Regions from separate parts of the Homo sapiens genome. Here region 1 is linked to region 2. The links are chromatin contacts, found by Hi-C or POLR2A ChIA-PET in ENCODE. All regions are on one chromosome and are shown on one strand. Each heading gives the region's core, a stretch centred on a gene start or an enhancer-like site at or near the end of the contact. The rest is flanking DNA. Distances are from core to core; before and after follow the strand shown.

Region 1 (6,109 bases), core at 1,624-4,123, 230 kb after region 2:
AAGAAAAGCCTTGGCCAGGCACGGTGGCTCACGCCTGTAATCCCAGCACTTTGGGCGGATCACGAGGTCAGGAGATCGAGACCATCCTAGCTAACACGGTGAAACCCCGTCTCTACTAAAAATACAAAAAAATTAGCCAGGCATGGTGGCGGGCGCCTGTAGTCCCAGCTACTTAGGAGGCTGAGGCAGGAGAATGGCGTGAACCTGGGAGGCAGAGCTTGTAGTGAGCCAAGACTGTGCCACTGCACTCCAGCCTGGGCGACAGAGCGAGACTCCATCTCAAGAAAAAAAAGAAAAAAAGAAGAAAAGCCTTGTATCGTGGCTGTAAAGCCCCGCTGGTACGGACATGTTCACAGAGTCTGTGGGAAGAAGTATGGAACACCAGCCAGGTAGAGGAGAGTGAGGTGTCATCATCAGTTGAGTAATTTCAAAGGGTGTCCAGTTATCTTTGTTTGCATTTTCTATCTTTAATGCAAAATGTGTGCAATACAAATAGAATGGTAACTTGCATGTCCCATTTTGTGTAGCTGATTTTGCTCACTTTTGGAGACTCTTGTTGGGGCAGTCCTGGAGAAATAGCTGAGAGAGCAAAACAGCTGAATATTCATTATTTTCTTAAGTGGTCGATAACTGCAAAAGCTCTATGTCATTTCTTAAACAGTTTCTTTCAGTCTCTTTACCTCTAGGTATGCTAGTTTACAAGGACTCTAGATGCCCTGGGAGCTTCAAAATGTTTCACCAATTATCAGAGGAAGGTAAGGCCTGCTGGAAACCAGAGCAAACCAGAATCAGGGACTCCTTGTTATCTTTAGATCATTAACTTATTATTATAATACTAAAATCCCCACCCATAGAAGAAAATTACTATTTTCTGACCATGCATCGTATGAAGACACATGTTTATGGTTTGTGCCTGCGCATCTAAAGTTCCTCCCTGCACAGACTTACAAACCTTTCCACCCCATATCTAACTCTTTAAAATTCTCCAGCTTTCCACAGCTTGGGGAGGAGGAGGTGTTTCTGGAGTGAGAGGTCACTCCTTCTCCTTCTCTGGCCAGAGAATAAATCCAGCTGGCCTTTTTTTTTTTTCCAATTTTGGTGTTCTTTCTTTGCAAGTGATATAAAATAAGGAAAGGACTCAGTTTACCTATGACAGTTCTATCACTTTATATTTTGAAAAGTTACACATCTTTTCAAATCTGTAAAGTTTGAGTACATTTTCCTCTCCCTCGGACCTCCCCTAAATGAGTAGCCAATTGTTTAAAGATCCTATCTGGAGGAATTTATTTCTCCCTTGATTTAAATGTTTTTATCACACACTAAGTTCCTACTTTTTTTTTTTTTTTTTTTTTTTTTTTTTTGCATACAGAGTCTCACTCTGTTGCCCAGGCTGGAGTGCAGTGGCATGAACATGGCTCACTGCAGCCTTGACCTTCCGGGCTCAAGCGATCCTCCCACCTCAGCCTCCCGAGTGGTTGAGACCACAGGCGTGCACCACCACTGGCTGATTTATTTTTATATCTTGTAGAGACAGGGCCTCCCTCTGTTGCCCAGGATGATCTTGAACTCCTGGGCTCAAGCAATCCTGCTGCTTTGGCTGCCCAAAGTGCTGGGATTACAGGTGTGAGCCACCACACCCGGGTTCCACCTATCTTCGTGTTTAATACTTGACTCCATTCTGTTCCAGTAATTTATCTGTCAGGTCCCTTACTAGAGCGGCTTTAATTTCACAGCTTTACCATCGCTCTTAATATCTCCTTGGCCACCGGCTTACTTGTGAAGTGTTCATCCCGTGGCCTCTGGATACTCACTGTCTCCTGGTCTTCCTCTCCTCCCTAGTGCCTCAGCTTAGTCTCCTTGATGTTGGTGTCCTTTAAGGAGCTGTCTTCAGTCCCCCTCCATGTCACTGTACCCTTTCCCTGGGCAGGACCCTGTCTCCACTCTTGCCCTTTCTGCCCATTTTCCAGGGTGCAGCCAGAGTGCTCTGAGTTGCAAATGAGATCATGCCACACCCTTGTTTATAAACCCACTTATTGCTCTCAGGGAAAATTCCAGACAGACTCCTTAACACCAGCACATAACGGCTGGACGAGGTTCAGGTGAATGTAGTTTGTTGGGAGGTGACCCAGGAAGAGGCATGGGGAAGGGAGGCAGGGAAGGGAAGGCAATCGACACAGGAAGCACTAAAGAGCAGGTCACGACCAGGCATGGTGGCTCACGCCTGTAATTCCAGCACTTTGGGAGGCTGAGGTGGTTGGATCACTTGAGGTCAGGAGTTCGTGACCAGCCTGGCCAACATAGTGAAACCTTGTCTCTACTAAAAATACAAAAATTAGCCGGGCGTGGTGGAGGGCGCCTGTAATCCCCACCTACTCGGGGAGGCTGAGGCAGAAGAATCGTTTGAACCCGAGAGGGGAAGGTTGCAGTGAGCCGATGTGGCGCCGCTGCACTGCAACCGGGGCAACAGAGCGAGACTCCATCTCGGGGGTGGGAGCGGAGGGGGGTGGAATTAAAAAAGGAAGGGCAGGTCATCGCTGTGGGCATCTGGGCTCTGTCCCACTAGGGTCCCCTGGAGACTGCCTAGACCTGCCTCAGTGCTGTCCCACCTGAGGGAATTGGGGTATTTAATCAGCAGTCCCCTAGCCTCTATTCTCTGAGAGCTCTCTCTCTTCTTTCTCTCTCTCTCTCTCTCGCTCCTTCCTTTTCTTCTTCCTCCTTTCTCCCTGTCTTCTCCCTTCATGGACGTCAGCGCTTGACGCCATGTTTGTTTGTGGCCCCGCCCACAGCCATAGCTGATTGGACTAGGGATAAATAACTAGGCCAATCATTCCCCTTGAATTCCGGAACTGGATAGTGGATCTGGGCTTGCACTCGAACTGTGGACACCTAACCTTGAAGGCAGTGTTGGACCACGTGCCCTGGGAGAAACAGAGGAATCCATTGTTTACAGAGACTCACAATGGGCGCACAGAGAGACAAACAGAGGCGGGCCCACGCAGTTTCAAACTGAAAGAGCAACTTCAGCTCAGGACAGTTTAGTTTCTGATTCTATTAATAGGTTCTCATGAGGTTGGGCCACATTTCCTGCACTTGAGCTCTGTGAGATAAGTGTTTCCTCAGAAAAACCTCCCTTTTCTGCTGAAGAATGTCACCTGATTTTCTGTAAATTGTAAACACATACACACACATGACTAAGAAATCCACCATTCAATCCCCAATCCCCATTTCTTCACACGTGGCTTCCTACTTCACAAAGAAACAGAGACCACCATTCTCAACATCCCACTTAGTCTATCAAAATCTTTGAATGGCTCAAATGGTTCCATCTTCTCTACATCCTTGCAACACACACACATTTTCCCATGACTCCATTAAAGACCATTCTTACCTCTCTTTCTTTATTTTTTTAGACGGAGTCTCGCTCTGTCACCCAGGCTGGAGTGCAGTGGCGCGATCTCGGCTCAGTGCAACTTTCACCTCCTAGGTTCAAGTGATTCTTCTATCACCCTTCCGAGTAGCTGGGGTTACAGGCGGGCGCCATCACACCCAGCTAATTTTTGTATTTTTAGTAGAGACAGGTTTTGCCATGTTGGCCAGGCTGTTCTTGAACTCCTGATCTCAGGTGATCCACTCGCCTCGGCCTCCCAAAGTGCTGGGATTACAGGCATGAGCCACAGCACCCGGCCTCTTACCTCTTTTTCCTCCTAGCCAAGACTATAGAAGAAATAGTCCATGCCTGTCTCCACTCTCTCCTCTCATTAGTCCTTACTTGCACTGTTTTGTGGGAAAGCGTTTCATTTTGAAGATGTGACTTGAAGTGTCTGTGGGTTATATAGGTTCATAGATTCATAGACTATGCACAGAATTCAGATATGGTCTGGAGATACAGATTTAGCGTTCAGTGATTTAAAAAGTAATGAACGCAGGCCGGGTGCAGTGGCTTACCTGAGGTCGGGAGTTTGAGACCAGCCTGACCAACATGGAGAAACCCTGTCTCTACTAAAAATACAAAAAATTAGCCGGGCATGGTGGCGCATGCCTGTAATCCCAACTACTCGGGAGTCTGAGGCAGGAGAATCGCTTGAACCCGGGAGGCAGAGGTTGCGGTGAGCCTAGATCGCGCCATGGCACTCCAGCCTGGGCAACAAGAGTGAAACTGTCTCAAAAAAAAAAAAAGTAATGAACGCATATGGTAGAAAAAATTCAGATACAAGCAGGGTGATAAATAAATCGTCAAACACCGACTAATTCCCCCAGCCTCAGCTCGCTTCCCAGAGACCACCTTGTATAGCCTTCCAGATGTGCTAGCTTCATGGGCATGGGACCTGTGCAGTCATATAGGGACCCACACTTAGAAGGAATCTGAATTTGTTTAATGCTTTGCTGTCACCATTTTGAAATGTTTAACTTTTAAATAACGGACTTCACATTTTCATTTTGCACTGGGCCTTGCAAATTATATAGTAGATCCTGTTTCCAGTTATATTCCATGCATAATTAAACATATAATATACATATATACCCCCTCCTCCCACCTGCTTCGCATTTAGCATTTGATTATTCTTAAAACAATGTGTGTGGATGAAATTTCCCAGGGAGAAGATGCAATAGTCATTAGCGCTGTTCACCAAATATTTCTGCTTCTGCAGTTTCTGGATACATGGGGGATATATGCGGGAACTGCATTTCCTGGTTCCCTAGTGGTTGGGTAGGACTAAGTGATTAGTTTTGACCAATGAGTAATGAGTAGAAGTGAGTGCATTTCTAGGTCAGAGCTTTTTTTTTTTTTTTTTTTTTTTGGTAACTTTATATTCTTTCCATCACGAGGTCAGAACATTTAATTGCTACTGTGAGACTCTCCATAGTTCTCATTAAAGAGTTCAAGACAGTGGCTGTTCCGTTAGCCTTGATCTCTGAGTGACTACAGAGAGTAGAGCCTTCTGGGAGATCCATGATGGACATGTAGTGTGGGTGAGAATTAAATCATCACTGTTATAAGCCATGAGACTCTGAGAGAGCTTTCTTATTTGAGCATAACCTGTCCTATCCAGATAGGAACATAAAAAGTGCTGAGAGACAATTTGTTGGAACTGAAATTTACAGGGAGAAGAGAGCCAGAGAAAGTTAAGACAAAGGTCGGACGCAGTGGCTCATGCCTGTAATCCCAGTACTTTGGGAGGCTGAGGCAGGAGGATCACTTGAGGCCAGGAGTTTGAGACCAGCCTGGGTAACATAGCAATACCCTATCTCTACAAAATTAAAAAAAAATGGCCAGGCTTGGTGGCATGTGCCTGTGGTCCCAGCTATTCAGGAGGCTGTGGCAGAAGGATCGCTGGAGCCCAGAAGTTTGAGGCGGCAGTGAACTATGATCATGCCACTGCGCTCCAGCCTGGGTGACAGAGCAAGACCCAGTCTCTAAAATAAATAAATTAAATTATTTTTAAAAAAGAAAGATAAGATAAAGAGTCATAGAGGTACAAATGAGAAACCAGGAGAACATGGGACCCAGGAGAGTCATGGAAACCAAGGGAAAAAACTGCTCCAAGAAGCAGAAAGTGGTCAGTGGTGTTGAATGCATCCAAGAGATAAAGTAAAATAAGGACTAAAATATATCAACAAAGTCTGGCTACTGAGAAGTCTTTGGTAACCTCATTGAGAACAGAATCCATGGAGTGGTGGAGGTGGCAATGGTGAAATAGAGGACAAGGGCTGAAGGAGTAGAGAGGGGAGAGCGTGAGGGATCAGTGCAAGAGCTCAGCAGAAAAACAAATAGGCCAGGCGCAGTGGCTCACACCTGTAATCCCAGCACTTTGGTAGGCCGAGGTGGGCGGATCGTTTGAGGCCAGGAGTTTGAGACCAGCCTGGCCAACATGGTGAAACATTGTCTCTACTAAAAACACAAAAATTATCCGGGCATGCTGGTGTGTGCCTGTAATCTCAGCTGCTTGGGAGGCTGGGGTAGGAGAATCTCTTGAACCCAGGAGGCAGAGATGGCAGTAAGCTGAGATCATGCCACTGCACTCCAGCCTGGGCGACAGAATGAGACTCCGTCACAAACAAACAAGCAAAAGAAAGACAAGAAAATAGATGTCTTAGAGTGGTAGCAAGA
Region 2 (6,771 bases), core at 733-3,232:
TCCCAGCACTCTGGAAGGCTGAGGCAGGCGGATCACAAGGTCAGGAGAACGAGATCATCCTGGCTAACATGGTGAAACCCCGTCTCTACTAAAAATACAAAAAATTAGCCGGGCATGGTGGCGGGTGCCTGTGGTCCCAGCTACTTGGGAGGCTGAGGCAGGAGAATGGCATGAACCCAGGAGGCGGAGCTTGCAGTGAGCTGAGATCATGCCACTGCACTCCAGCCTGGGCGACAGAGCGAGACTCCATTTCCAAAAAAAAAAAAAAAAAGTGTATCTTCTGGATTTTCTGGACATCTCTTTATGTACAACATTCACTAAAACAATATTAGACCTTTTATATTTATACATACCTGTCTCATTTTAAAAAGTGGCTGTATAGTAATAATAAGCAATGAAATTTTGAGACTATTATTTCTAGACCAGGTACTGCTGGAACAGCTTCACAGGTTACTAATTCAATCTTCACAACTCTAAGGAGGGATCTATTATCTTTACTCCCTCCCTGTTTATAGATGAGGAAAATGAGACACTAAAAGGTACTTGTTCAAGGCCACAGTATTTCACAACCATACCATGAACTAAATGAATCATCCTCTATTTTTATGGCTATCTAGTTATTTCTAACATTTCCTTTTACGGTGTTACAGGGTTAACATCTTCGTCTGTTATCTTTTACTTTTGCATACAAATGTATACTCCCACCAAGTTTATGTCCCTCCTGTTTCCCCATTCTCTCAATCTTGTATTTTTCTGGCACTGATAATGCCAAGCCCTTTGTTTTACTTTTTTTTTTTTTTTCTTTTTTTGAGACAGAGTTTCACTCTTGCTGCCCAGGCTGGAGTGCAATGGCACGATATCAGCTCAGCACAAACTCTGCCTCCTGGGTTCAAGTGATTCTCTTGCCTCAGCCTCCCAAGTAGTTGGGATTACAGGCAAGCGCTACCATGCCCAGCTAATTTTGAATTTTTAGTAGAGACAGCGTTTCTCCATGTTGGTCAGGCTAGTCTCGAACTCCTGACCTCAGGTGATCTGCCCGCCTCGGCCTCCAAAGTGCTGGGATTACAGGCATGAGCCAGTGTACCCGGCCACCAAGCCCTTGGTTTTCAAAAGTTCCATTATCGGCCGGGCACAGTGGCTCATGCCTGTAATCCCAACACTTTGGGAGGCTGACGGTGGGTGGATCTCTTGAGGTCAGGAGTTCAAGACCAGCCTGGCCAACATGGTGAAACCCCGTCTCTACTAAAAAAAAAATACAAAATAGCCAGGTGGGGTGGTGCACACCTGTAATTCCAGCTAATGGGAAAGCTGAGGCAGAAGAATCGCTTGAACCCAGGAGGCAGAGGTTCCAGTGGTCCAAGATTGCACCACTGCTCTCCAGCCTGGGTGACAGAGCCGAGACTTTGTCTCAAAAAAAAAAAAAAAAAAAAAAGTTCCATTATCTTTTAATATAAAAGTTGGTCACAGTTAAATCTGCCCATCTAGGTGGTTTGGTGTTAATGCTTAGGAAAGGTGGTTCCCATGGCCAGCAGCGGTGGCTCACACCTGTAATCCCAGCACTTTGGGAGGCCAAGGCAGATGAAGCACTTGAGGTCAGGAGTTTGAGACCAGCCTGGCTAACATGGTGAAACCCCATCTCTACTAAAATATACAAAAAATTAGCCGGACATTGTGGTGGGTGCCTGTAGTCACAGCTAACGGGGAGGCTGAGGCAGGAGAATGGCGTGAACCCAGGAGGCGGAGCTTGCAGTGAGCCGAGATCATTCCACTGCACTCCAGCCTGGGCGACAGAGCGACTCCGTATCAAAAAAAAAAAAAAAAAAAAAAGGAAAGGTGGTTCCCAAACCACATGGTTTCTTCTCCTTTTTCCAAAATCTTCATCTCAGTAGCAAGAATGAAAAGGTTGGCACTTCCTGGTACTGTGACTACCACTGAATCATGGGGAGTAGAGAGGAGGTGATTACAGGAAATCAGGAAGGAAATGCCAGCCCCATGAAATCAGGTCAGGCTTCAAGATCAACTGGCCTATCATGGTCTGATGGTTGAGGAGAACTCTCATTTCTCACAGTTCTTAATGTCTTAGCTATTCTGACAGTGCTCAGGGGCTCTCAAACTCAAAAACTCTCTATGCTGATTTTTGTTTTAGACTATTTTGCTCTTCTGCTTATCCGTTTTCTAGAGTAATAATTTATACCTTGGCTTTGGAAACAGAGGTATAGCTTCCAGGATTTACAGAACAACTAAAGCAATTTTTCTTTTTTGTTTTGTTTTCTTTTTTTTTTTTTTTTGCAACAGAGTCTCGCTCTGTCCCTCAGGGTGGAATGCAGTTGTGCAATCTAGGCTCATTGCAGCTTCCATCTCCTGGGTTTAGGCGATTCTCGTGCCTCAGCCACCCAAGTAGCTAGGATTACAGGCATCCACCACCACACCCGGGTAATTTTTGTATTTTTAGTGAAGATGGGATTTCACAGTGTTGGCCAGGCTGGTCTCGAACTCCTGGGCTCAAATGATCCGCCTGCCTTGGCCTCCTAAATTGCTGGGATTACAGGCATGAGCCACCATGCCCGGCCTGTACTTCAGTTTTCAAAACTAAATAGCTAGAATCCTGAGGTGGACTTTCTGAGGAGGAGGACAAATGAACCTCCTGAAGTTGCACACAAGATTTTCAATATATGTTTTTGGGGAAGAAAGTCCATAAATTTCATTAATTCTCAAAGGGACTGTGATCTAGAAATGATTAAGATCTGCTCTAGAGCCTTGCTACTCAAATTATTGACCTGGGAGCTTATTAGAAATGCAGAATAATCAGGCCCCATTTCAGACTGAACCAATCAAAACATACATTTTAACAACATCCCCAGGTAATTCCTGCACACATGAAGTTAGAGAAACATTGATCTAAGCAGTGTGCAAAATCTTAAGGCTCCCCACCCCCCGAACTTTTTTTGGGAGACAGAGTTTTACTCTGTCTCACTCTGTCACCCAGGCTGGAGCATACTGGCACGATCTGAGCTCACTGCAGCCCTGACCTCCCAGGCTCAACTGATCCTCCCACCTCAGCCTCCCGAGAAGCAGGGACTACAGGAGCACGTCAACATGCCCAGCAAATTTTCATTTTTTATTTTTTTAGAGACGGGGTCTTTCCATGTTGCCCAGGCTGGTCTCAAACTCCTGAGCTCAAGTGAACCTCGTCTCAGCCTCCCAAAGTGCTGGCATGAGCCATGGCTCCCAGCCTCACTATGCAAGTTTTTAAAACTTTTTTTGTAAAGACAAGGTCTCAATATGTTGCCCAGGCTGGTCTCAAACTCCTGGGCTCAAGTGATCCTCCTGCCATGGCCTCCCAAAATGCTAGGATTGCAGGGATAAGCCACTGCACCCAGCCAACACCTTTTTTTTTTTTTTTTTAAACAATTCTCTTTTCATATTTTACAAAAGACTTTGGTACAGAGATTGTTGTGGCCCACAAAACCCAAAATATTAGCTGGACGCTATAGCTCACACTTATAATCCCAGCGTTTTTTTTTTTTTTTTTTTTTTTTTTTGAGATGGAGTCTCGCTCTGTCCCCCAGGCTGGAGTGCAGTGGCGCGATCTTGGCTCACTGCAACCTCTGCCCCCTGGGTTCAAGTAATTCTCCTGCCTCGGCCTACCGAGTAGCTGGGATTACGGGTTACGGGTGCCTGCCACTGCACCCGGCTAATTTTTGTATTTTTAGTAGAGACGGGGGTTTCACCATCTTGGCCAGGCTGGTCTTGAACTCCTGATCTTGTGATCCACCCGCCTCCGCCTCCCAAAGACCTGGGATTACAGGCTAAGGCAGGAGGATCACTTGAGGCCAGGAGTTCAAGACCAGCCTGAGTGACACAGTGAGACCTCATGTCTATAAACAAACGAACCAACCAACCAACCCACAAAGATAGTATGCCAACTCCTCTGCTCTACAGCAGACTGACTACTCTGTTTTGTGTTAAAGAGCATTTAATGTTTGCTAAATGTTTAAAGCCAGTCAATTCCAACCCCAACAGCTTTCTAAAAGCAAAAAAAAGTCCACATGGACTCATGGCCATACTATCTAAATCACACTTTTTAGAGCAAGAAAGCTCCTTGAAACAGTACTCCAATTACCTAATTCTGCAGAGGTTAATGTACATAGTCCAATGTCATGCAGAACTAGGATCATAATCCAGGTTCTTATATGAATCCACTCATCTATTTCACAACTCTGCCTTTTACTCAACTGCTTCAAAAGCAGTTTATACCTGCTACTAAATCTCAGTACTGCATGTTAACTGTCTGAAGTAAAAGTTTCCTTCCTTTAAATTGAAAGTTTTCTTCCTTTAAATTGCTGTCAAGTTTAAGAATTATTCTTTTTATTCCCGAGTAAATCTTGAAATTGCTGGCACCCTGTTGGCTATTAAGTCTTCATTTTAGGAAATAAAATTATCAATTTCTGTACAAGTGCTAAAGCAAATGCAATTTTAAGATTGTGTTGCTTCCACTACTTAAATCTTAAAAGATGATTCGCTCCAGAGTATATACTACAAGACAGAAGTCATCTGAGAATATTTATTTCCTGGTGCTATTCATCAACCCTGGGTTACCAAGATACATAAAGTTTGTTTTAAACAACCCTGAAAACAGTGTTCTTAAGAAGTCAATAAATAACCCCTGCGGCATATACTAGAAGCCCCAAAATTCTAAAACTAAGACTTCTAGCTGGGAATGGTGGCTCATGCCTGTAATCCCAGCACTTTGGGAGGCCAAGGGAAGAGGATCCCTTGAGCCCAGGAGTTTGAGACTAGGCTGGGTAATACAGGGAGACCTTGTCTCAAAAAAACATCCCACAAAACCATGGCCGGGCACGGTGGTTCATGCCTGTAATCCCAGCACTTTGGGAGGCCAAGGGAGGCAGATCACTTGAGGTCAGGAGTTCGAGACCAGCCTGGCCAACATGGTAAAATCCCGTCTCTACTTTAAAAAAAAAAAAGGAAAAAGAAAAAAAGAAAACAGAAATGACTTAGGCTATTATAGCTTGATTCACTTTCATGTCAGCAGATAATACAGAAAGCTTAAAAACAATGACGTTCATTTCTTATAAGATTATGTACAACTTCACTACTTTTGGTTTCCATCCATCCGGAGAAATATTTTCTTGGCCTTAAGATAATGTAGAATTACTGTGGCTTCTTAAGAGGTGAACATGTGGGTCACTTTCTCTTTTTTTTTTTTTTGAGTCAGGGTCTCACTCTGTTGCCCACGCTGGAGTGCAGTGGCTTAATTTCAGCTCACTGCCACAGCCTCGACCTCCTGGGCTCAGGTGATCCTCCCACCTCAGCTTTTCAAGTCGTTGGGACTACAGGTACGCACCACCACGCCTAGCTAATTTTTGTATTTTTTGTAGGGATGGGGTTTTACTATGTTGCCCAGGCTGGTCTCAAACTCCTGGACTCAAGTGATCTGCATGCCTTGGCCTCCCCCAAAAGTGCTGAGATTACAGGCATGAGCCACTGAGCACAGCCTATGTGCGGGTTATTTTCTCCATGTTTTTATTTGCCATATCAATTTCATTTGGCTCTTGTGTTCTAGATACTTAAGACTCACATTAGCATTTGCTATGTATGCTTACCCAGTTTCTCTTTGGAATGATTAGCTGGTATAGCAACATATAAAATTTAGTTTCCTGGCTGGGCATGGTGGCTCACACCTGTAATTCCAGCACTTTGGGAGGCTGAGGCGGGCGGATCACTTGAGGCCAGGAGTTCGAGACCAGCCTGGCCAACATGGTGAAACCCTGTCTCTACTAAAAATACAAAAATTAGCCGGGTGTGGTGGCGGGCACTTGTAATCCCTGCTACTAGGGAGGCTGAGGCAGGAGAATCGCTTGAACCCAGGAGGCGGAGGTTGCAGTGAGCTGAGATCACGCCCTTGCACTCCTGCCTGGGCGACAGAGTGAGATTCCATCTCAAAAAAAAAAAAAAAAAAAAAAAAAAAAAAAAAAATTAGTTTCCTTAAACTCTCTCTCCATATCTCCCTCAAAAAACCACCTATTCCAGCTTAGTCTTTGAAAAGTTCAGCCAGAACCATCCTACCAGATATCTTCCAAAAGCTGACAAAGAATTTTAAAGTCAGGAGATGACCCTTACATTCCAAACAGTGACTACAAAAAGGTCTGTTCCTTTCTGCAAATATCAAAATCGTTAAGTCAGTACTTTTTTATTTTCAGCTTCGAATTAGTTTACAACACTCTCCAGTTTTCCAACACATCTGAAAAACCCCTTCACATCCAATTTCATAATGTAAATGAAAATATAAAAGTCACCATGTCTAAAAGCACAATTTATGCCATTTAATCTTTCAGGCTACGCAAATAGTACCTTCGACTGACAAGAAAAAATTCAGAATTAAAGTTCACTCTATAGTTTTCACAAAACTGAATTATCAGGCTAAATGCTAGATTGCACAGTCAATTTGATTACTAATTCTAAAAGAGGTGGAAGTTTAAAAGGCTCAACGTGTATAGTCTTAATAAAATAAATACCTATTTATCTGGCCCAGGTTATACAGTCACGGTATGCTTTTCCAAAATGTTCCATATAATAGTTGCAAATGCCTTAGAATTATATCTTACCCAATTCAATGACCTGCTGGTCCTAGTAACCCAGCAAACTATCATTTCTGATTTGCATATAAGTTTACAAACACCATGAAAGGTCACCAGAGTATACTGACAACCTAAATATTACAGCTGTAACTAGGCTTCCTCAACATGATAA

Evidence for each region. Hi-C counts contacts between places; a loop is a spot of excess contacts on that map. ChIA-PET counts read pairs that join two places held with the same protein, here RNA polymerase II (POLR2A). Pooled maps may share reads with other maps.
Region 1: a loop to region 2 is called in a pooled map, with 3 times the contacts of the local background. The contact joins two enhancer-like sites. A Hi-C loop is called at or near these places in 2 of 50 pooled maps. POLR2A ChIA-PET finds 5 or more read pairs at or near these places in 3 of 52 experiments (BJ, Panc1 and activated CD4-positive, alpha-beta T cell).

The regions. Positions count from the first base shown.
Region 1 is chr12:110,076,640-110,082,748 of GRCh38, reverse strand. LOC105369976 (a long non-coding RNA gene) reads left to right here. Exons shown (of 3, transcript XR_945334.2): 3 at 1-52. Among named protein-coding and RNA genes, the nearest start is that of C12orf76, 31 kb to the right of the region's middle. RefSeq lists enhancers at 2,883-3,012, 3,153-3,232 and a cis regulatory region at 2,494-3,324. Within about 2 kb of position 2,873, at least 19 of the 41 ENCODE cell types and tissues checked have a DNase peak (open chromatin) inside an H3K27ac peak, as active enhancers do.
Region 2 is chr12:110,308,367-110,315,137 of GRCh38, reverse strand. The region is part of intron 5 of ATP2A2 (ATPase sarcoplasmic/endoplasmic reticulum Ca2+ transporting 2); the gene reads right to left. Among named protein-coding and RNA genes, the nearest start is that of ATP2A2, 31 kb to the right of the region's middle. RefSeq lists an enhancer at 426-505. Within about 2 kb of position 1,982, at least 14 of the 41 ENCODE cell types and tissues checked have a DNase peak (open chromatin) inside an H3K27ac peak, as active enhancers do.